2 separate regions of the Homo sapiens genome follow, and region 1 is linked to region 2. Evidence: chromatin loops called from intact Hi-C (ENCODE). Cell type or tissue: IMR-90. All regions are shown on one strand. Each heading gives the region's core, and the rest is flanking DNA. Links, peaks and the distances in the headings are about the cores only. Region 1 has its middle 110 kb from the start of TRIB2. Region 2 has its middle 33 kb from the start of TRIB2.

What was found. Hi-C counts contacts between places; a loop is a spot of excess contacts. Peaks named below come from ENCODE experiments on the same cell type or tissue, not always from the same donor. Only the 100,000 strongest peaks of a DNase experiment are listed, where the experiment ranks them.
Region 1: a loop joins it to region 2, with 2.7 times the contacts of the local background. A loop is called at or near these places in 2 of 110 quality-filtered maps.

What each region holds. Positions count from the first base shown.
Region 1 is chr2:12,601,388-12,612,707 of GRCh38, reverse strand. No RefSeq gene overlaps it. Among named protein-coding and RNA genes, the nearest start is that of TRIB2, 110 kb to the left of the region's middle. RefSeq lists silencers at 5,299-5,499, 7,951-8,245. In IMR-90, for the core only: a CTCF peak has its summit at 6,155 (motif pointing right); a DNase peak (open chromatin) is centred at 5,857; H3K27ac peaks cover 302 bases.
Region 2 is chr2:12,678,182-12,689,501 of GRCh38, reverse strand. No RefSeq gene overlaps it. Among named protein-coding and RNA genes, the nearest start is that of TRIB2, 33 kb to the left of the region's middle. In IMR-90, for the core only: no CTCF peak of the experiment used is centred there; a DNase peak (open chromatin) is centred at 4,851; H3K27ac peaks cover 782 bases.

The DNA.
Region 1 (11,320 bases), core at 4,724-7,223, 78 kb after region 2:
ATGTAGCAATATTTGGTTCTTTATATTCCGTTTTATAAATCTACCACAATTTGTTTATCTATTCATCTATTGTCTATTGACATTTGGGTTATTTCCAGATTTGGTCTATTACAAACGATGCAGCTATGAAAATTTTGAACATGGCTTTGTATGAATATATACCTCTTTTTCTTTTGGGTGAATTATTAAGAGCAGAATGTGTTTAATGTACATGTATATTTAGCTTTTTAAGAACTTATCAAACCGTTTTTTAAAGTGGCTTTAACATTTACATTACACCAGCAGTATATGAGAGTGCTATATCTTCTCCAACTCTCGATATGGTCATACTTTTTAATTTAGCACTTCCCACAGTCATGTAGTGGTATCTCAATGTGGTTTTAATATTCATTTCCTTAATGATTAATAAGACAGAGCTTATTTTCATGTGGTTATTTTTTGTGTGCTTATATCTTCTTTATTGAAGTGTCTATTCAAATATTTGGCCTTTTTTTAAGTTTTCTTATTGTATTTTAAAAGTTATGTATTCTGATACAAGCCCTTTGTCAGATATATGCTTTGTAAATATTTTTTCTCATCTTTGTGTTTCTTTTTTAATTTTCTTAACGTCTTTCAAAGAGCAGCAATTTTTAACTTTGGTGAAGTTCAAGTAATCAATTTATTCTTTTATAGATCCTAGTTTTAGTATCATGTATTTTCCTGACCTGACCTGACAGAGAATTTCTTCTAGAATTTTGATAGTTTTCACTTTTATAATACATCAAGGTCTATACTTTATCTTGAGTTATTTCTACATATGGTGAAATATGTAGATCTAAGTTTATTTTATTTTATTTTTGCATATGGATATCAAATCATTACAGTGTCATTTCTTAAAAAGACTATTCTTTCTCTACTGAACTGCTCTTGCATGCTGAAAATCCATTATCCAAATATATAGGGGTCAATTTCTGAAGTCCCTATTCTGTTCTATTGATCTGTCTTTCTGTATATTTGCACTAATACCACACTGTCTGGATAACTGCATTTTTATAATAAGTATTAAATTCAGGGAGTGGTAGTCTTTCAAATTTATTCTGCTTTTAAAATTTGTTTTGGCAATTATTGGTCCTTTGCAGTTTTATATGAATTTTGAAATCAATATGTTGATTACTACTAAAATATTTTTGGGGGTTTTGATTGGATTGCTTTGAATCTACAGGGTAATTTGGGAACAAATTTATGTTTTAATAATATTGAGTCTTCTGACCTATGAACAAGGTGTATCTCTCTACTTATTTAGATCCTCTTTATCTGTGCAATGTTTTAATTTTCAGTATAGAGGACTTTCATATATTTTATAATTATCATTATGAAACTATTTTTGTCATTTCTAGCAATATCATTTTCTCTAAAATCTACTTTGGTATTAACATAGCCAAAACAGCTTTATTTTGAGGAGTGTTAACATGATATATCTTCTTCTATCCTTTCACATTTAACTTATTTATGTTTTTACATTTAAACTGTATTTTCTTAAAGGCAGCATATATCTTACTATGTTTTTTTCATAAAATATGACAATTTCTGTCTTTCAGTGCAGTTTTCTAAACTATTTAAATTTAAGGCACTTATTTCTATAGTTAGGTTCAAGTCTAGCATCTTGCTATTTAAAAAAAATTCTGTTTTTTTGTTCCCATTTTCTTCTTTCTCTGCTTTTAGTTTGGATTAATTGTGCATTTTTGGGGATTCAATTTTATCTCTTCTGCCTGCTTAGCTATAACTCATTGTTTTGTTATTTTAGTGGCTGCTTTAAGATTTAACTTATCACATTTGACCTAAAGATAATATTTACTACTTCACATGTGGTATAAGAACCTTAACAAAATGTTTTCATTTCTCCTGTCTGAGACTTTATATATTTTACTTACGCATGTTATTATGTATACTATTATTTTTATTAACAATCAATTATCTTGTAAAGAGATTTAAATGCTAAAAAGTTTATACTTCCCCATGTAGTAGTCATTTTTAGGCCACTGATTCCTCTGTCTAGACTTATATTTGCATGTGACATTATTTTCCTTCTGTCCAAAAGACTCCTTTTAACATTTTTAGTGTATGTGTCTGCTGGTGATGAGGCTTTCTACTCATTTATTTCTGAAAGCATTTTGTTTCCTTTTTGTCTTTTGAAAGATATTTTTGCTGAGTATAGAATTTATGGTGGAAAATATTTTTCCTATCAGTAATTTAAAGATGTTGTTGGCTCCATTGTCTTCTTGCTTGTATTATTTCTGATAAGAAATATGCTTTCATTTTTTTCTTTGTTCCTGTGTATAAAATGCAACTTATTTTTTTCTGGCTGTTTTAAGGTTTTTCTCTTAATGGATGGTTTTGCACAATTTGGTGACAATATGCATCAGTGTAGTTTTCTTCACATTTCCTAGATTTATAGGTTTGTAATTTCATCAATTTTGAAAATGTTTTGGCAAATTTGTCTTTGTATATCTTTTCTGTTCCCTCTGCTTTTTTTTCCCCCTTCTACTCAAGGGACTTCAAACTATATATTGAGCTGCTTAAAGTAGTCCTATACGTCACTAACATTCTTTTTTTATTTTAATTTTTTAAATTAGACTTCTTTCAGTGGTTCATTTTATTTTTTATATTGCTATTTCTTTAAATTTACTAATCCTTTCTTCCAAATTTTTTAGTCTGACATTAATCTTATCCAAAGTACTTTCATATCACACATTATCATGTTCCTTCTACAAGTTCGATTTGCTTTTTTTTTTTTTTTTTGAGACGGAGATCTTGCTCTGTCCTCAGGCTGGAGTGCAGTGGTGCGATCTGGGCTCACTGCAACCTCCGCCCCCCTTGTTGAAGTTTCTGTCTCGTAATAACTGTGTTCTTTTTTGGGGGGGTGGGGGGCGGGGGACGGAGTCTCGCTCTGTTGCCCAGGCTGGAGTGCAGTGGCGCGATCTCGGCTCGCCGCAAGCTCCGCCTCCCGGGTTCATGCCATTCTCCTGCCTCAGCCTCTCGAGTAGCTGGGACTACAGGTGCGCGCCACCAGGCCCGGCTAACTTTTTTGTATTTTAGTAGAGACGGGGTTTCACGATGTTGGCCAGGATGGTCTCGATCTCCTGACCTTGTGATCCACCCACCTCGGCCGACCAAAGTGCTGGGATTACAGGCGTGAGCCACTGCGCCTGGCCAACTTGCCTTTTTTTAAAAATAATCTTCTATGTCTTTACTTAAGCCTATGAATATATGGACTGCATGTATAATGACTGCTTGAATGTCATTGTTTGCTAATTCTAACATATGTGTCAGTTCTGGATCAGAATCTTTGATTTGATACCCAATATTATAAATTTTACCTTGTTGAATGCTGGGTTTTTTAAAAAATCATAATATTCTTGAGATTTATGCTAGGATGCCATTTTTACTTGGGAAAAGTTTGCCCCTTTAGAGTCTTGCTTTTATCATTTGTTAGGAAGACCCAGAGCATTTTAGAGCTAATTACTTTCCATTATTGAAGCAAGATTTTCCTGAGTATTCTACGCAATGTCCAGGGAATAATGAGATTCTTCAATCTGGTTGGTGGAAACAGGCAGTATTTCCAGACCTGTATGAGTGCTGAGTACTCTTTCTTTTCATCTTTTGGATGGTTCTTGCTCCAGCCTTGGTGCATGGCTTGGTCAGTATTCTGCTGAAAATGTAAGAGGGTCCCAGCCTTGGTGCATGGCTTGGTCAGTATTCTGCTGAAAATGTAAGAGGGTCCCTTGCATTTCTCCAGGATTCTTTCTATATATGATTTTCTTCTCTTCAGTACTTTGTTCCACAAACTCTAGGTTCCTTGGTATCCCTGAAATCTCAGCTTTGTTTCTTCATCCATGGAGTCCACCCGGTTCTTCCTTGGTGTTCTCCCTCTGCATCATGGTCTGCAGACTCTCTCAAGGTAGTAAGAGAATCGCAGGATTTATTTCATTTGTTTTCTGTTTTGCATTGATCACTGTCTTTCATTGCCCAATGTTTAGGGTCTTGAAAATCCTTTCTTTCACATTTTCTTTCACATTTTTTGTTCATTTAATTTTTTATTTTCAGGTAGCATTGTAAACCCAGTATTGTTTTTCCATCTTGTCAACATGTGAAAGATAAATTGTATTACTTTTGATCCACACAATTATATCTCCAATATTATAATAAAAGCCAAAAATCAAATATAATTCAATATATATTTGTTTTTCATGCAACTCTTCAGAATTACATACATATGGGTGCATTTGGGATGATAATTACCAGGGAGGTCTAGTTCGGTTTTCCTTTTTGATTTTATCTGGGTCCAGCTAAAATTCCATTACGATTGTTCTGAGGACAAAGCATTATTGATCTGTGGCATGTAAGAATTAATTTTGTATTAAATTAAGTTCTAACAATCATTAAATAGGTGACACTTTTGTGGTACCCTGAGTCACTGGGGAAATGCAGCACTTTGGAGATACGCAACCTGGGAAGTCACTATGACTCAGAGACCTCAGTCTCTCACAGGCCTGCTGAAGAGCCACATTCAAAGAAGGTGCTCAACAAATATTGAGTGAACTAATCAGTGAAGATCATATGACCGTAAAGTGATGAGACTGGTTATTTGGTATGCATATGCAAATGGTGAAGGAGAAGCCTCCTGTGGAGGAAAAAAACAGATCTTGGGCTCAGAGAGAATTAGGATCTAATTGTAGTTCCTTATTTAACAGGTAAGTGAAAAACAAGTTTAAAAAATCCAAGCTTTATTGTTGTCATCTTTAAAATGAGATAACATTGTCTATCTCACAATATTATTAAAAAGATAATATCGGATGTGTATAAGATACACCCAACATAGAGTATGGTAAACATTAGGCATCCAATTAATGCAAGTTGTCGCTTCTATAGACCACCCCCCTGTGGAAGGTAAAACCTTTGCACTGTCATTGCTCACAAATGTGTAAGAGACTGATCAAAAGTAGGGAGGAAAAGAGTTGCAATTTCTTCACTGATGTTAAATCTTTGAGAATGAATTTGATTTTATAAAGAGCCAAACATCATTCAAAACAAAAGCAAGTAAATAAGTGAAGTGACTTATCAATGGGGATAAAAATGAATAAACACAAAAGGATGTGACGATAAAATCATGTCACACAAATTCAAGTGATTCATAAGCAAGCCTTATATCATTTCCCGATTTGGAAACTATAAGTGTTCCTAGGATTACTACACCATAGGAATAAGTTTTCCTCCCTCTTGAAGGAAGATCCTGGAAATAAACACACTCATGTGGATATATACCTCCTGCTCTGTTTTTTAGAAAGGAAAAAAGACATGAAACTATCTCATTTTGTTACTATCTGATGACCCCTTTTACAACCTTGTTTCAGTCTATGATGCCTTTTTATATATGTTGGTTTGTAATCAGACGAAACAGAAATTCAGATAAGCTTTAAGTGACTTGCCTATGATCATACATGGGTAACTCTCAGCAGTGGATTTTGAACCTAAATTGCGCTTTTCCCACCATGCTACCTATCCTTTTTTTGTACCCTACTCTAAAAATGTTTTATTTTCAGAACAAATTAATGCTAGTCAATCAACTGATAAGTGAAAATATTTAGGGAAGCAAGTAATACTATAAATTATTACTATTATCATTATTAATTTTTATTCCCAATGTTTCAAGATGGAGATAAACTTAATCTGCATGCATTCTTAAAGAGTGACTTCAGTTCTGTGTAGCTGGGTCTTGGCAGTTGGGAAAACACCCACAGTGACTTTAGTGAGATTTTGAATCATTTTATCTCTGGAGTCTCCCGTGGCTTTGTAGGTTCAGACAGAATGCAGTGAGAACTGCCTTTCCCACCCTCTTTCTTTAGCAAATTCAGACTCAGAGTGCGGGGATGCTCCAGCTGCATCCAATTAAACTCCCCCAAACAGGAAGGAAAAGGAGCTGACTACAGTTGCTGCAGAAACATTGAACAGTCTCATTTCCACAGACGGTTCAGCCTCCTCACCAGGACACACTCAGACCATGTCGTGTAGAAAGTCCATGCTCCAGAATAAAGCACTTTTAACAACTGGAGCATTGTCCTCTGGCATGGACAGTTTATTGCACTTTAAGAGCGTACACTATGGACTGTGCCCACACTGTGAGTCAGCAGGGGGAGCAGACCTCAGCTCCAAATTAGCTTCACACTGCCTTTCCTGACCCAGATTCAGAAAAGCCTGACTTTAAAAACCATGCACCTTTAAGATCAAGTCAAGGGCTGTCCCCATCTCTAACCATACTTGTTATTGCAATATGTCTAGGACCACATTTAGATGAAATATAGAGGTCTGAGATAAATAATACTATAAATTAAGCAGCCAGGCCACATAAGGAGACTTGCCTTAGGTTGTGGTGAAAGAATATTGAATCATTGAGCTTTCACAGTTTTTGTTTGACCTGATCAGAAGAAACAAATCTTAGTCTAAATTGAATTACTAGTGCTTTTTTTTTTTTTCTGCCTTGCCAAAGCCAGTATGTCTCACCAATACTCCCTATTGTTTGGCATTTTTTGCTTATCTCAGCTCAGGGAGAAGGCATGCATGGAAAGGCATGCCAAGTGGTCATCAAGACTAAATTTTAAAAGAATAATCTTACTTTTCCATTGTACTAATCGATGATGCTGTTACATTGCCACAGTAGAGTCAGTTACCATTGAATTGCATTGTTAATTCTTAAGGCTATGCAAATAGAATGATTACGAGAGCATCTCATTAAAACCAAGATAAAGATAGTGTGTATTTCTTGGCTAGAGTCCAGTATTTGGGTAGTTTCTTCCTTACCTAGTTAACGTTAAAGTCAGTGATACTAAGCTAGCAAATTTAACATATTATGAACAATTTTGACATTTAATCTAAAAAAAATGAGGTAGGTATTATTATCCCTACTACATTGAAGAGAAAACTGCAATTCAAAAGGGCCAAGTGCACACATTATAGTCATAAGGCTAGTGAACAGCAAACTTAAACTTGGGGTCCCAGCCACCTGACATATTATTTTTATCCCCCTCAACAATCCACCAAATACCCCTTAGTAAATTCAAGTAACTCTTGCAGAGCAGAGTGCCCTGCCAGTCCTGGGAAAACCTCCAGCTGCAGATGTGTTTATGTATTGGTAGAAGAAGGAAGAAATGAACGAGAGTTGGGTGAACAAAAATGCAAGTGCCAGGCCTTCTTCCTTAAGAATTGGTTATGTCACCTTAGGGTAGATCACAAAGCCCCAGCAAAGTTTTTGTGGGAATTAAATAGAAAAATGCATGTCAGATGACTAGTCTGGTGCCTGCATGTTGTAAGATCTGAACTTTAGATCCGGCATGGCTTTCAGAGGGAACTCCAAGCTTGAAGTCCTCATTTTTTGGGAGCTTTTTAATGAGCTTTAAGTTGGGATGTGTGAAGCTCAGACTCAATCGGTGACATTTGTCTCTTGCAGCCATGTGCAGGGAAATTGAATTGGAAATACTTGTGCCTTTTTGACTAGTGTCCACTCTCCTACCTGAAGGATAGGTGGGGAAGCATTTCTTGGCCAGTGACTCAGAAGATGTTGCTCAAGCTGGCTTCTCTGTTCCTGTCCAGAGCCATATATTTGGAGTTAAGTGGGACAGCTTTTCCAACAAAGCATGAGAGAATGACTTAGAGCCTTGGGGAGCCCCCTCATTGGTGGTCTAGCCTCATCTGTGTTTGGCTATATCTAGGGCATGATGTAAGACTATTTTGATTTTTGATGAGACCCATATCTGAGGTTCTGCTTGCATTTTTCCCCGTCCCTGATGTTGCTGTTACTGACATCTATTTCTTCCTCTTTCAGAGCCACCTACACACAATGGAAGGCTTTCACAGCAATTCCCTGCACCCCCTCTTCCCACACTTCCATCTGCCCCCTCCTCTCTGCCCAGGTCTCCAGGATTAGGATAGATCCTAGCTGATTAAAAGAAGCATGTTTCCAGTAACTGCCTTGTCCCACATCACAGCAAACTCTGAGAATGAGCCTGGGGCAGCAGGACACCTGAGGTGGGGTGGGGTGTGTCCTGCAGTCGTTATCTGTCAGAGGGTGAATTAGGAGTGGTGGTGGGTGTGCTCATGTTTCCAGTGCTTGCAATGACCTGTTGGCTGTCCTTACCCTGGCTAGAGGATTTATATCTCACTTCAACTACAGATCAGAGTTCATAAATATTAACATATGTCAATCTCCAACACAGGACTATGTACTGAGCCCCTTCATACAATGGGCTGCTGTAAACTCCACCTGGCTGTTTCACAGGCAATTTCAACTCAACAGCTCCAAAGATGAAGACGTCATCACCCCCATCCCAGCAGCCTCAAATCCTATGTTCTCTCCAGCCCTATGAATATATGTATCACCTGCCAAGACACTGAAGCCAGAACCTTCCTTTTCTCTCCCCCCTTACCCAATTCATCACTAAGTTCCCTTGAATCACTCTTGGATGTTTCTCCCACAGAGCCTTCTCTGCAGCACATTCTATCATTACATCAGTTCTTTCCCTCCTTTCCTCATTTCTTCCCTGGACCGTTACAATATGGTCCACTCATCAGGGAAGTTTATATGTCATAACAATGTCTGGGACCCATTTCAGACAAATTAGAATTACTGGGGGAGGGCAGGAAGGGTGGAGTCTGGGCACCACTATTGTTTTAAAAATCTTATGTCATTCTGATGCATAGCCAGGCTTGAAAACCACTGTCCAGCAATGCCAGTCTGACCCTCCCTCTCTCTCCCTTGCTTGAACAGCATCTTCCATTGTTGTCTGATCTTGAAACAGGCTCTTAGCTGGGGCCCCTTGTCCTAGTCTCTATTACCATTTTCTTTGCCATATTTAACTCATCATGCTTAATGACTGTCCTTCTTGCCTTTGAATGGGCTCTGCCCTGTACCTTCTTATAGCTTAGCAAAACTACCGTTCTTGATATCAAATGCTAGGGGTGTTGCAGGCCAACTGTACTGCAGCAAAATAAAACAATATATGCTTATATGTTGCTTTATATATTGCAATCATGCTTATATTTCAATTTCATTTTTATGTGGGCATCTCCCAGCAGGATAACATTTTGAAAAAACTTTGTCTGAGAGGTAAGAAATCTTGTCTCTGCCCTGACATAAAAATAGCTTTTTGTGTGATCTTAAGTAAGTCACCATCTCTCTTACTCTTGGCTTCAATCTCTCCATCTATAAAATGAAACAACTGGATTAGATGTTCTCTTACATACTAGGTACAAAATTTCATGAAAATCTCTATTAATAGTACATATTTTGCTCAGAGTTATTTGTGTTCCTGAAAGTTATTTCTCACCTTGAAGCATTTGTTGTGCTCTGTAACTGAGCTTCTTTTAGCTCAGATTTTATGAAAACTGGACATTTTTGTCTATGTTTTCTATAACATTGAGCCTAGCACAAAACAGTATAAGTTTAATGAGTGAATGAATTAAAGACTTCACGCTAAGTTTGAGAAAGACAAAGAGACAGAGAGGAGAGAAAAAGGGAGAGAGAGGACATGGTTCTTGAACTTCCAGGAGATACCAGTGTGATGGGGAAAAAGGAATATAGGAGATTCATAGTTCCCCTTCAGCCACAGCTCCCCACCTCTTCCCCAAATGCAGCCATCAGCATTATCCCCAGACCTAAAAATAAATAAATCAGTTACTTTTGGGTTTCTTAATAATTGAATACATGTTTGGAAATAGGCTAGAGCCTTTGAGGTTTCAACTTTGCCTCCCCACCCACCCCACAACTCCACATTGAACAACCAGGTCTTTTCAAATGGAGTCCTGGAGTATCAACAAGCTTTTAACAAAATCGCATTCCAATGATGACTTCAGTGTCACTAAATCAAAAACACATGGTTCACATTGCCTTTTAAATATATGTGTTTGAAAAATAAAGGAAGGAATATTGGACACAAGCTCATGTCAAATTGTTTTCCCAATCTTTTGGTGGTTAGAAAGCCAATGTGAAATATTTGATTGAATCCAAAGGTCTCGTAATATGCTCTTCATCAGTCAGTTTTCTCACCTGTAGAGCTGGGACAAACTCCCATTATCTAATAGACCAGTGTTCTCAACTTTGGATAGACACAGGAATCACCTGGAGAGTTTTGACAAGAAAAGTAAGGCTTTGTTCCTTCCCCCAGAAATTCAGATAATTGGTCTGCAATTGGATCTGGGCATCAGGATTTGTCTAAAGCTTCCCAGATGACTCTGAAACAAAGAGAAGTTTTCTTCAAATTATTAAGATGAATCAGAAGGAAAACAAAATAAATATGTTCTATGTCTATGATGCTAGAATTATATAGAAAGAAACAATAAAGTTTTAAGATGTCTGTAAATTTAAAGGGTTGCCTGGGATGGTAGTCGATTTGTATCACTTGCTCCCCAGTGTTATGGGTTAAATTATATCTCCCTCTTCTCCCAATTCATATGTTGAAGGACTAGCCCTCAGTGCTTGAGAATGTAACTGTATTTCACGATCATTTCCTTACAGATGTAATAAGATAAGGTCATTAGGCTGGGCTTAATGTCTTTATGAAAAGGAAAATTTGGACACAGAAACATGCACACAGAGAGAACGCCATGTGAAGATGAAAGCAGAGATTGGGGTGGTGCTTCTAGAAGCCTAAATGAAGCGGCCTTGTTGTCTGGAGTAAATACCTGAGATTTGTTGTCTCACAGTCATGGAACACTAGGACACAGAAACAGAAAGAGTGAGGTTTGGAGTGGAAGTTTCATAGGTGAAAGAAAGAGAAGAGCTCTCTGTGGCAGAGAGGGGCCCCAAAGAAGCGGGTTGCCACTTCTGGGGTGAAATGCAGTGGGTTTTATAGATGAGCTTGAGGGGGCAGTGTCTGATTTACATAGGGTACAAAAGATTGTTTGGACCAGGTGTGCCATTTGCATAGGGTGCAAAAAGCTGGCCTAATCTTTAATTATGCAGATGGGTTCTCTACCTGGCCAGTACCATGTTGCCTGTTTCTTTACTGTACACATGGTGACAAGGAAAAGGGAAGATGGAGCCTCCATGTTGAACATACCTGGTCCCCAAGTAGCCCTTTTCTGTTGGCACAGCTGCTGGCATTCACCCATGCAAGCTTCCAACTTGCTTATCTATGTCTGCAGCTCGATTTTTCAGTCTGCTCTTTGTTAGAAAAGAAATGATTTGGGAGATGCTTTTTTATTAAAAGGGGAATTCCACTGAGGACTCTGTTGCCCTTATTGTCTGCCTAAATAATTTCTTTCTAGCTTCTGTATCATAAGAATGTCAAAG
Region 2 (11,320 bases), core at 3,710-6,209:
ATAAATTTGTCCTGTGTTAATTGCTATTACATAATATCCAATTAGCAGTTCATTTGGGACATACCTGTGTTTGAAGCCGAGATAATCAAGGTAAAAACCTGGATTCTGTAGTCCAAATATCTTGACAGACATTACTCTGCATTCTGTTGCTTCATAATGTTGGGGGAATAATCCTGTGCTTGGAGCTGGGCAATTGCAAAAATGTAGCTGACATTTATTGAGCTTAGCTATGTGACATGTATTGTACTGAAGGATTTAATGTAGGACCTCGTTTTGCCACCAAGACAACCCTCTGAAGTAAGTACTACTATCCACATTTTATGCAAAGGAAGCTAACTCTCAGATTACATAGCTTGCTGCAGTGACTTAATAGAGCATGAGATGTAAATAGGTATTTGCATTCACGACTATCTAAATCCAAAGTCCATTCTATCAATCACTTTTCTACACTGACCTTCTGGCTATATGGTAGGTACTCAGTGATCAAATGGGTTATTGAATAAAGGACGTTGTCTTTGACACACATTACCTCATGACTTTTGGGTGAATTTTTCCCCCTGGGTTTTATATTCCTATCTTTAGAATTCAAATATTAGATTAGAAACCTCTAAATCTCCTTCCCCCTGTGCCTGTGTTTCTAAGATTTAAAACCTTTGTTATCTGAGAAATTTCAAGAGCATAAAAACCCTCCAATTAATTCTCATCTTGGAGACCTCATATAAAACATAAAACATGCTTCATTGTCCTGGATCGTCTCTGTTTTGGTTAATCTAATACTTCATTTAAGTTATGTACTTATTTTCATCTCTTTTTCCTAAGGATTTGAGAATTTAAAAATTAGAAAGAAACTGAAAAAACAGAGTAAGGCAGAAAACTAAAATGAGATGACAGTAAAGTCAGTAATATAGACATAGGAAGACTCAACATAGTTAGAAAAGGTGGGTTACCTCTCTAGCTGTGGGCTTCTCAATGATCAGTGTTTCTAATAGAAGAAGAGTGGCTCTGTGGAAGCTTCCTCATTGCATAGGCATGGAGGCAATTTACCACAGAGGAATGACTGGAGCTAGGCAGTGAGCCTGGGCTTGATGCTACCCAGTGGGCAGATAACCGCCTTGGAGTCAGAGCCATCTCCCTGCCAGACAGAGACCTGGTTGGGCTGGAATAAACAACAGAAGACCTAGGGTTTAAGGAGGCTTGGGAAGCCTCTTCCCTGTGGTTTCAGCATATGAAGCTGTCAGTCAGAGACCCACAGATGCGTCTTTGGGTGTGTTACAGGCAGTGATGGCAGCAGGGTTGCTGTAGGAGGTGGCGTAATGGCTACTGAAGGTAAAAGCTGAGATTGCTAATCTGAAATCAAGTCGTTGATCCACAGAAGCTGACTAAGGATTGGAACCAAAAGAGGGATGTGGAATCTGGAAAGAATGCAGAATAAAAGCAAGAGAGCCACAGACAGACTACAGATGGCAAGCTACACAACTCCAGAGTCAGAATGTGCCAGGTAGCTACAGATGAAAGGTTAAATATCTCCACAGGTTGCTACTCTATGTTCACCTTATCTTATGTAAAGTGCTGATTTACTGAGCCTGAGACAAATACATGATTGATGATTCTCCTAGCTGCTCCTTTTCACTTGTAATGTGGATTCAGTAATGTTACCATACCCTCCCTCTTTCCCCTCCAGCCCTCTTTTCCCCTTTAAATATTGGAGCCTTCAAAACCATCCTTAGAGAAAGGAACAGACCTGTCTCCTGGTCATGTCATTTACCTTGGCAAAATAAACTTCTGAATTGATTGAGACCTGTCTCAGATACTCTTTGGTGGACAGGGCCATGCTGGGTATTTTTAAGGAGCTGAAACAGAGTGAACAGTAGACAGGACTGGTGATGCATCTACTCTTGATGCATCCAGTAGCCTCTCTAGGGCCCAAGGCAAGAGGTCCTGTTCAGGGCTGCCTCCAAGCCAGTTCTCCTTCTGTGTGGGCCTCACCATTTCCAAATGACTTCACCAGAGGTCTTGGCAAAAGGTTTAGAGTTCAAAATGGAGATTAAAACTCCCTCAGAGATTGGGGCATGAATGAATAGGAAGGGAACCACCTTTGCTTTCAGGATATGGCCTCTTTGGGAGGGTGTTCCTACTCACTGGTGGAAGCACCACAACCTGCCTCTCTGCATGGCCACAGGCACGTCTGTTAACTCTGCTGACCTTTCCTTATAAATGCCAGCATTCAAGGTTCCCGCTTGATGTGAAGACTGGCCGAAGTCATGGTATCAATCAAATTGCAGTGGGATGAAGCTGGCTCCTCTGCACCATGGTGTGTAAACTTGCCCTCTTTTGTCCAGATGCAAAACCACCACAGTCTCCTCACAGCCGTATTTCCATTGCAGGCCCTCAGAGAGCAGTAACTCATTTAAAATTGAGTCGGTGTTGGCCAGAGTCCTGCATGGAACAGCTCGTAAATCTGCATAATCTTTCTTTCTCTTTCACTCATACTCTGTCATTGGCAATACTTTGTAAACTGGAAAGCACTAGTAAACATCAATTAATATTATTTACTCATTCATTCAACAAACTGGCACATTCTACGTGCCAGTTGCCGGATGATACAGGTATGAGTAAGACCTAGCCACAGTTCTCAAGATTCTGGAGGGTTGGGGAGAGAGACCATAGATGTTCATCATCACAGACAAAACCATGTGAAAGCAAACCAAGAGGCTGAAGGAAGCCCTGACACTGGGCCCTGCCTTGGGGGTCAGTTCTGGATGGAGGATTTTTAAGAAGGGGGATCAGAGAAGGAGATTCGTGAACTAAGTGTTGAAAACAGGGTCCCAGGTGGTTAGGGAGAAGGAACAGCAGGAGCAACAGTCCCGATGCAGGAGAAAGCCTGTTGTGGGTGAGGGAGAATTAAGTAGGTCAACATATCTCAGTTTATTGCAGCACAGAAAAAAAAAAATTAGGATGATTACTAGCTGAGGACAGCAGCAGGCTACGATGGTTCACAAAGGGAGGTGGACTACTTGAAACAGACAATGGATACTCAATTGTTTTCAACAGGGAGGTTATCTTTATTTATTTTTATTCTATTGCTTTATTATTATTTGTTGTTATTATTTCAGAAAGAACCCTGGCCATATCAGAGGGTCATCCCCTCTTAATGAGAATGTGACTGGCCTATAGAATTAATAAAAAAAAAAAAACTGGATGGAAACTACCCCTCCATGTAGTGACTCAGCCCTCCTTGATGTGAAGGCCAGGTGATTTGGGATTCCAGGCAGGAATGAGGCCGTGAGGCAGCACAGAGCATGGAGGGCGGTGGGGGGATGGAGGCAGGCAGCTAAGCGGCTTTTGTAAGGGCCTGAGCCCCTGACTGCTAGGCAGGCACCATATGCTCAAGGAGGTTCATTGGTTTTCATCTGTTACCAGGGACTCCATTCACTGGTTCCCCACCCACGGGAGCACCCACTGGATGGTGCATGGCAGACACCCACAAGGAAGACAGCACTGGCCTCACTGTAGGGCCGTGTGGTCTAAGGCAGACATCCTTACCGGCTGCACGTGAGGGTCATCCAGAGAGCTCTTAAAGCAGTGATGACTGAGCCCCACTCTAGACCAATTAAAGTAGAATCCCACTGGAAGCCATCTGTCCTTCCTCCCTGAAGGGCCAGGTTGGAGAGGAGGGTGTGCTCAAGGCCCTTTGGGACAGGGAGATGATGTGGAGATGAAGGGGCTCTGCTGCAGGAGGTGGCATGTGAGGGGCCTGGGTAGAGACTGTGGTGACTGACACTTTAGCCACTGGCTGAACAAAGGGCTCTAGTGGAAAGGCGCTGCTGGCCTGGGTCTAACTCCTGGACCTGTCCTGGTGACTTAGGTTTTTGTTTAACATCTCCATTTTTGAGCATCTTCAAACATAAACTACCACAAACTGGAGGGCTTAAGCAACAGACACTATCATCTTGCAGTTCTAGAGGCCAGAAGTTCAAGATCAAGGGTTTATAGGGCTGATCCCTTCTGGAGGTATAAGGGAGACCCTGTTCCTAGCCTCTCCCCCAGCTCCTGGGGGATTGTGGGCCACATCTGGCGTTCCTTGGCTTGTAGACTCCTCACTCCAATCTGATCTCTCCATTCATCTTCACACAGCGTTCTCACTGTGCGCCTGGCTCTGTGGTCAAATTTCCCCTTTATGTAAGGACATCAGTTATGTTGGATCAGGGCCCACCCTAATGACCTCATTTTGATTTGATTACCTCTGTAAAGATTCTAGCTCCAAATAAGGTCACATTACAAGGAACTGGGGGTGAGAACTTCAACATATGAATTTTGGGGGGGTGGGACCAAAATAAAAACCAATATTATTTCTACCCATTTTTTGCCATTAGGTGATAGAGTCTGCATAATATTATCTTATTAATCCTCCCCCAAACACTGTGTAATGTAGAGTATTAATCTTATTTTAGAAATGAAGAAACAAAGCTGCAAAGAAATGCAGTATCTGGCCTGGGATCACAAACAGAAAGCCGATGGTAGAGGCTTTTCGAAGGCAGGTTTGCCTATGTGTGATCCATTATGTTCCCATAGGATGGAGCAAGTCTGATTGAGCCCCACAAGCCCTTTCAGGCTTCTGAGGTCTGTATTTTTCTGTATGGGAAAGAATCAAGGCTGATTTGGCATTGCCATTGTCAAGAAGATGCAACTCGGCAGGACTCATGGAAAGGTATGCACGTATTGAATCAGTAACAGGATCCTGAAGTGCCAGCTGTCTTTCTTTATTCATAGCTTTTCATAGCTGGAGGTATAGTGCAGGAGGAGGAGGAGGAGGTAAGAGGAGGACAGGAGATTGTGTAATTCTTACAGGAAGAAAGCCAAAAGAAAAGGAAAAATGCAAGCCGTGTCGGCACACAGGCGACTGTACAGAAATAAGATGAGTGTTCAGCTGTGTCCTGAAATGGTCATGGAGCACTGGGCTAGAGGAAATGTTGCCTTTTGCAGTTTTGCTGGAGGCATAATCTAGACTTCATAAATTATCAGCCAGTCTGCTCTGCTCAGCTCAGCTTTGTTCAGAAAACATGTACTGAGAAGCTGTTTTAAGCTCCACATTCACATAGACCATGCTTTGCAGAAGCTCGGAGTCCATAGGGGCTGCAGACCCACAAAGGGATCACCATGGTACAATGTGCAGAAAAAAGCAGAGGCAAGTAAGGCAAAGCTGAGGGGAGGCTACCAAGCAAGCCTGGGCTGGGGGAGGAATCAAGGAGGACTTCTTGAAGGAGGTGATGGCTGAATCTTCAGAGATGAGCAGGCAGTAGCAGGGTAGAGGTGAGAAAGGCAATGGTACTAACAAAGGCACTCATGTGGAATAGCATGTGTGGTGACCAGTGTGCATGGGTATTTTAATTTGGGCTAAATGTGCCTCTTGTGATGAGATGAATAATGCCAAGCTTCTTTTGCAGGCTGAAGTCGGCACACCTGCCTAGCCTCCTTCATTAGCATCTCATGGGGACTGGAATATATGGTTCCTTCACCATTGTAATTGTGCCTTGGCTCAGTAAGCTTTCAGTTGCCAAAAAAATACTTAGCGGAATATGAATCAGAAAAATCAAAGCACTTTAAGAAAAGGATTAATTATTAACAGCGTTATCTATTAAAGCTTAGCACTTAGAAAAGAGCTACAAATTGGTTCTGAATATGGCAGTGTAGAGATTCTGGACATACTTATATGGGTCTTGTGCCATAACATCTTGCAAAGTGTTTAGCTGACCCAGGTAATTCAAGAAGAAGTTCATATAACCCCTGCTATTAAAATTCTTCCATTACTTTCTTTGAGAACACCCAAAGATTAGCCAAACATTAGGGAACATATCCTGCTGTGGCAAAGCTTTGTGTACTGTGTCTTCCTGCTGATCAAGTGATGCTTCGTTTGTAAAAGTAACAAGGGGCAGAAATTCAGAAAAAGAGATTTTGTTCATATAAATAACCTCCCTTCCACTGCGTTATGCTAACAGACGTATCACATGAAACAATCATATCACAGAGATACATTTTTCCTTGCAACAAAAACCTGTTTTCTTTGTAATGTTAATCCTAATGTGGTTTTTAGAAGAAAATTAAATATTGATGAACTTGTGGATAGTACTGTGTCTTAATTCATTATAGTACTGTTAAAGAAACCGATGATTATTCTTTCAGAAATACTTTTATGCCTGTAAACACTTTGACTTCTATTCAAACAAAAGTTCTTATTGTTAAATTATCCATCTGAAGTGGAACCCATTTTTAAAGGGAGGTGTTTTAAAAATGGAATCCTTCTTTGTACTCTTTTTAGTTTTATAATGCATGGATTTCTATTGTTTAAAATTATGCTTGTGTGTCATTCAAGAAAATCAGGAGCCTCTTTAAGTATTTAGAACAGGAGGAATTTAATCCAATGAATTAGCTTCAGTGGTGATAGAAGATCAGAAAAACCAAACAGAGTAGGACAAAGCAACTCAGAGATTAGCACAAAAAAAAAAAAATAGGGAGCCAGGTCCATCCCAAACTGAACAGCAAAGGGACAAGGCTGTGCTTTCCAGGTCAAGGGGCAGGGGTTGGAAAGGCTGAAGGGAAGAGGGAAAAGGAAAACAACCCAGACTTTTTCTTTCTTGCCCTTTCCTAGCTCTCCTCCAAGACACTATGGCCAACTGAAGCCCAAAGCCAGCTGAGAGGGGAGTCTGGGAACTGCAGGGTGCATCATCAACCCAGTGAAATGCAGACCAGAGCAGAGGAAGGCCAGGATCTGCACAGCTCATTCGCTTTTTATGGACTTACTTTCCAAGGAAGAAGGTGTGAAACTGTATAACCCCATCTCTGATAAAGATTGATGAAGGGAGAGAGAGGAGGAGAGAGGCAAGTGTTCCAGGCAGAGAAATAGAGACACGACCCTGAACTGGAGCATTGACTTCCTTCTCTCCCTTTCTCCTTCCTTCCCTCCCTTCCCCTCTTCCCCACTCCAGTTCTTCCTCCCTTCTGTCCTACATTCCTCCCTTCCTGTCTTTTTCTCTACACCCTGGAGTCTGGAGTCTGTGTGATGTGTTTCTGTTGTTGTTATTTTCTTCTGACTCTTCCGGTTTTCCTCCATGCCTTCCTTAAATTACTCCCAGGCCCTGCCTCGTGTCTTATGGGTCCCTCCCTGAGAAGTATATTGGCTGGGGAAAAGCTCTGAGGGAGCAGAGCATGCATTAGACACAGAAGGGTTGGCTTCTCCCATCTTCTTGTCCTTTGACTTTTGCATATGTGGCCCTCCCCATCTCATCAGCTGCTAGCCTGGAGCTCCGGAGGGTGGAGTCTCCTCCATGCCTTGCAGGGTGCTGCGTGCAGCAGGTGCTCAAGGCTGCGGAGTCAGGATTTGAAGCTGAGCTCCAGTATGAGACACTGGGGAAGGTCTTAATTCCCAAATTCCATTTTCCCATCAGAATAATGGAATGGGGTTTTCAAATATCAACTCTGCACAGTTTTTATGGGAAGAACCCATTGTTATTGCAGTCCATGAGGCATGTGCCTGGAGCAATGTAAGTTTTGATTTTTCCTTTTTTTTAATACATGATTCCTGCCTGGATTACTGAAGCAGCCTCCTAAGGGCCTCCCTGCTTTGACTCTCAGCTCCCACTGTGTCTCTCAACATACCAGCCAGAGTGATCTTTTCACACCGCAAGTTGGGATCTCCATGCCGCATCTTGCTCCCAGCCTCACCATGGCACGCGTTCCACCTGGGATGAACACTAAACTCATTCCAGAAGCCTTCAAAGCTCTGTGTGGTCCAGTTTTTTCCATTTTGACTCTTCCCTTTGTGTCTTGTTTACTCTTCCCCAATGTGGCTCACCCCTGCCTTTGGGCCTTCCCATTTACTGTCTAGAGACTCTGCCCCACTGCCCATATGGTGAACCCCTCATGACCTGCAAGCCCTGAGGCCTCCTCTGACACCTCCATTAAAATTGCAGCTCTGCCAGGTGTGATGGCTCACACCTGTAATCCCAGCACTTTGGGAGGCCGAGGTGGGTGGATCACGAGGACAAGAGATTGAGACCATCCTGGCCAACATGGTGAAACCCCATCTCTACTAAAAATACAAAAATTAGCTGGGCGTGGTGGTGCATGCCTGTAGTCCCAGCTACTCGGGAGGCTGAGGCAGGAGAATAGCTTGAACTCGGGAGGCGGAGGTTGCAGTGAGCTGAGCTCTCGCCATTGCGGTCTAGCCTGGCGACAGAGCAAGACTCAAAAGAAAAAAAAAAAAAGAAAGAAAATTTCAGCAAACCCCCTACACCTTGCCCAATACCCTGGCATCTCTAATCCGGCTTCCTTCATTGGTGAAATGTAGCCTTCCTTATCTGCCCTAGCATGTGGCATCTTCTCACATCCTAGATCATTCTCACAGGGCTAGGTATGATTCCCTAGAATCCATTTCAGCTGGTGAGAGACCGAGTGGTGGTTCTACTCTTCCCAGCAGGTGGCAGGGCCCTCTTGGGGCTTCTGTGTCTTCATCACCCCTGTGAAAGGGCTGGTCTCTATGAGCTTCAACTTCCCTTTGGAGTTTAAATTCCATTGTGCTGCCCATACACACATTTTGAGAAGCCATTTGCTCTACAACTGGGGAGAACATGTATTTCTTTTCCCACATCTGTCCCTATTGTCAGGCTGGAAGGTGAGAGTCTAAATCCACAAGTGAAGGAATGCAACATGGGAAGTGTCTCAAAGAACATCTCCAGAGGGACAGGATGCTCAGTGGAGTGGGCTGACCTCTCCCCGCTGGTGCCCAGGGCTCTCTCTTCACTGCGGTTCCTAATGTGGCTGCTTCATTGACTGTGTGGAGGGAGAACAGGATGCTGAGATGACCAGAGGGCGAGTCAAACTTGCAAACCTCTAAAGGAACGTCCAAGCTCCCCAGCCATTCATCCATTCATCTGCCTATTCAATGATTTGTTCATTCTTTCCTCCAGATTATAGTCCCTTAGACACCAAACGTCTTTAAAGGTATCCCTGGTATTTCTTATGGCTCCTTGATATGGTTTTGCTGTGTCCCCACCCAAATCTCATCTTGAATTTCCACATGTTGTGAGAGGGACCCAGTGGGAGGTAACTGAATCATGGGTGCAAGTCTTTCTCATGCTGTTCTCATGATAGTGAATAAGTCTCATGAGATCTGATGGTAATATAAGGGGGAGTTTCCCTGCTCAAGCTCTCTCTTTGCCTGCTGCCATCCATGTAAGATGTGACTTGCTTCTCCTTGTGTTCTGCCATGATTGTGAGGCCTCCTCAGCCATATGGAGCTGTGAGTCCAATTAAACCTCTTTCTTTTGTAAATTTCCCAGTCTCAAATATGTCTTTATCAGCAGCATGAAAACGGACTAATACACTCCTCTTAAACCCTTAGCTATGTAATTTTTGTTGTCCCCTCTCTGAGCCACCATTTATGCCGTTTGCTTAACTTCTGTGCACACCTCCATGCTTTTATCTGTCACGGTCTTCACCACTCTTGTCAGTGCCTGTGGCAGAGCCCAGCCAGGCTCACTAATAACAAGGAGCTCCCTCCATTGACCAGCCGTCCTTGCCCTGGGCTAGTTGTGCGAATAACCTGGCCTAAGGACCCTGGATGAGAATGGCATGACATGCATCCCTTCCAGATGAGGTGACCTCCCAACACACTCTGCTCTCCATCTGCCAGCTGATGACAGTAGCTCAGCTCCTGCCAGAAAATGGTGGGAATGGTGCAGGCACATAATAGAAACAGCAGAGGTCCCTTGGCAACCACCTAGAGGACAGCTACTTTGTGGAGTGCTGCCCAAGGGAGTCATACACCTGTGTGGTGAGTGAGGAACAAGCTTTGGCCACAGAAGCCACTGTCAATTTTGTGGTTATTTGTAAACAGGTCATTCATCCTGCAAATACATTCATCTATAAGTACACGTGCTGGGTATCATGCTAAGCACAGGGTTTATAATGATGAATAAGACAAGCCTAGAACTTGCCCACTGGGAGCCCGTAGCTTAGCAGGACAGACAGATTTGACTCAGCTCTCGTGGGATGTCCGCAAGGTTCTGAAGAGGAATTATGCAGAGAGAGAATGGGAGCTCAGACTGTGGTGTCGAAGGTGAGGTACCAGTGCGACTGGAGCCAGCCTGAGGTTCCAGATGGATTCCCTGAGCAAGTAACATCTGAGCTAAGATCTGAAGGATGACGGCACTGGAGAGTGGAAGGGGGGAAGCTTTCAGGATCAGGGGCTGTGTGTACGGTGCCCAGGCTGAGTGGGGGAACTGGGGACACTGAAGGAAGGCCGATAGGGTCACCTGCGTGTGCAGGAAATTTAGTACAGTGCCTTGCTCATAATAGGGATTAATAAATGTTTGCCTAATATATCACTACATGAATGAACGTACCATTTAACTAAAAATTGAAAAAGATCAAAGGAAACAGAAGCAAGAAAATGAATAAAAATTTGGGGGTAAAGGGTGGCTTCTCAAATAAAAAAAATCACAAATCTATATCTATACAAAAAGAGGTATATGAGGAGTGTCTCTATTTAGTATCTCCCTCAATCCCAACCCCATTGCGGTTAGAGGGAGGCAATGCAAAAGGCTTTCCTAATCTATTTTTTATGACTTGAAGCTATCAGGGGCCTAGGCTGTATTTCCACTCCAGTTAGAGGGATCCTCTAGAGCCTGAGTCTCTCTCTCTGTAGGCACTGGGAAGCAAAATCTGATTCACAAGCAGAGGAGAGGAGAGTTTGCTTTTCACATATTCTACAGAATTGAAAAAAATTGATTGGTGGATCTTTATGAAAAATCTGGGCAGGTGTTTGAGAGAAGATACAGCAATCTATTTCTAGTCTCCCACACTGCCACAATGGAGTAACCCCCTGTGCTATTTGGTGATTAATGATCACATAGTTTATATTTTATAACATAAACCCTCAGAGTTTCCTTTATGTAATGACAATAGACTATCCACAGCTACCTTTGTGGAACCTAAAAATGTCATTGCTTGGGGCCAGATGTAATGTGCAATAAATAATTTAACAAGAAAGATATCTTCATTCTATTTACAGTAAGCTAGAATTCATCTCCGTGGTCAATGTGAAACACCACTTAGTGGATAGGCAAATTCCAACTATAACTCCAGTGTAACCCGATTCATACTGAAAGGCCTCCAACAATTCCAAAGATATTTTTATATACATCTTGGAAGTTCTTGGGCCCTCAACATTAGCATATGTCTTCTTTTTTCTCCTGGCTTTATTTTTTTTACTCCAAATTAATTCAGCCCTTGATATGCATGCCTATTTGTTTGTATCTTTGAA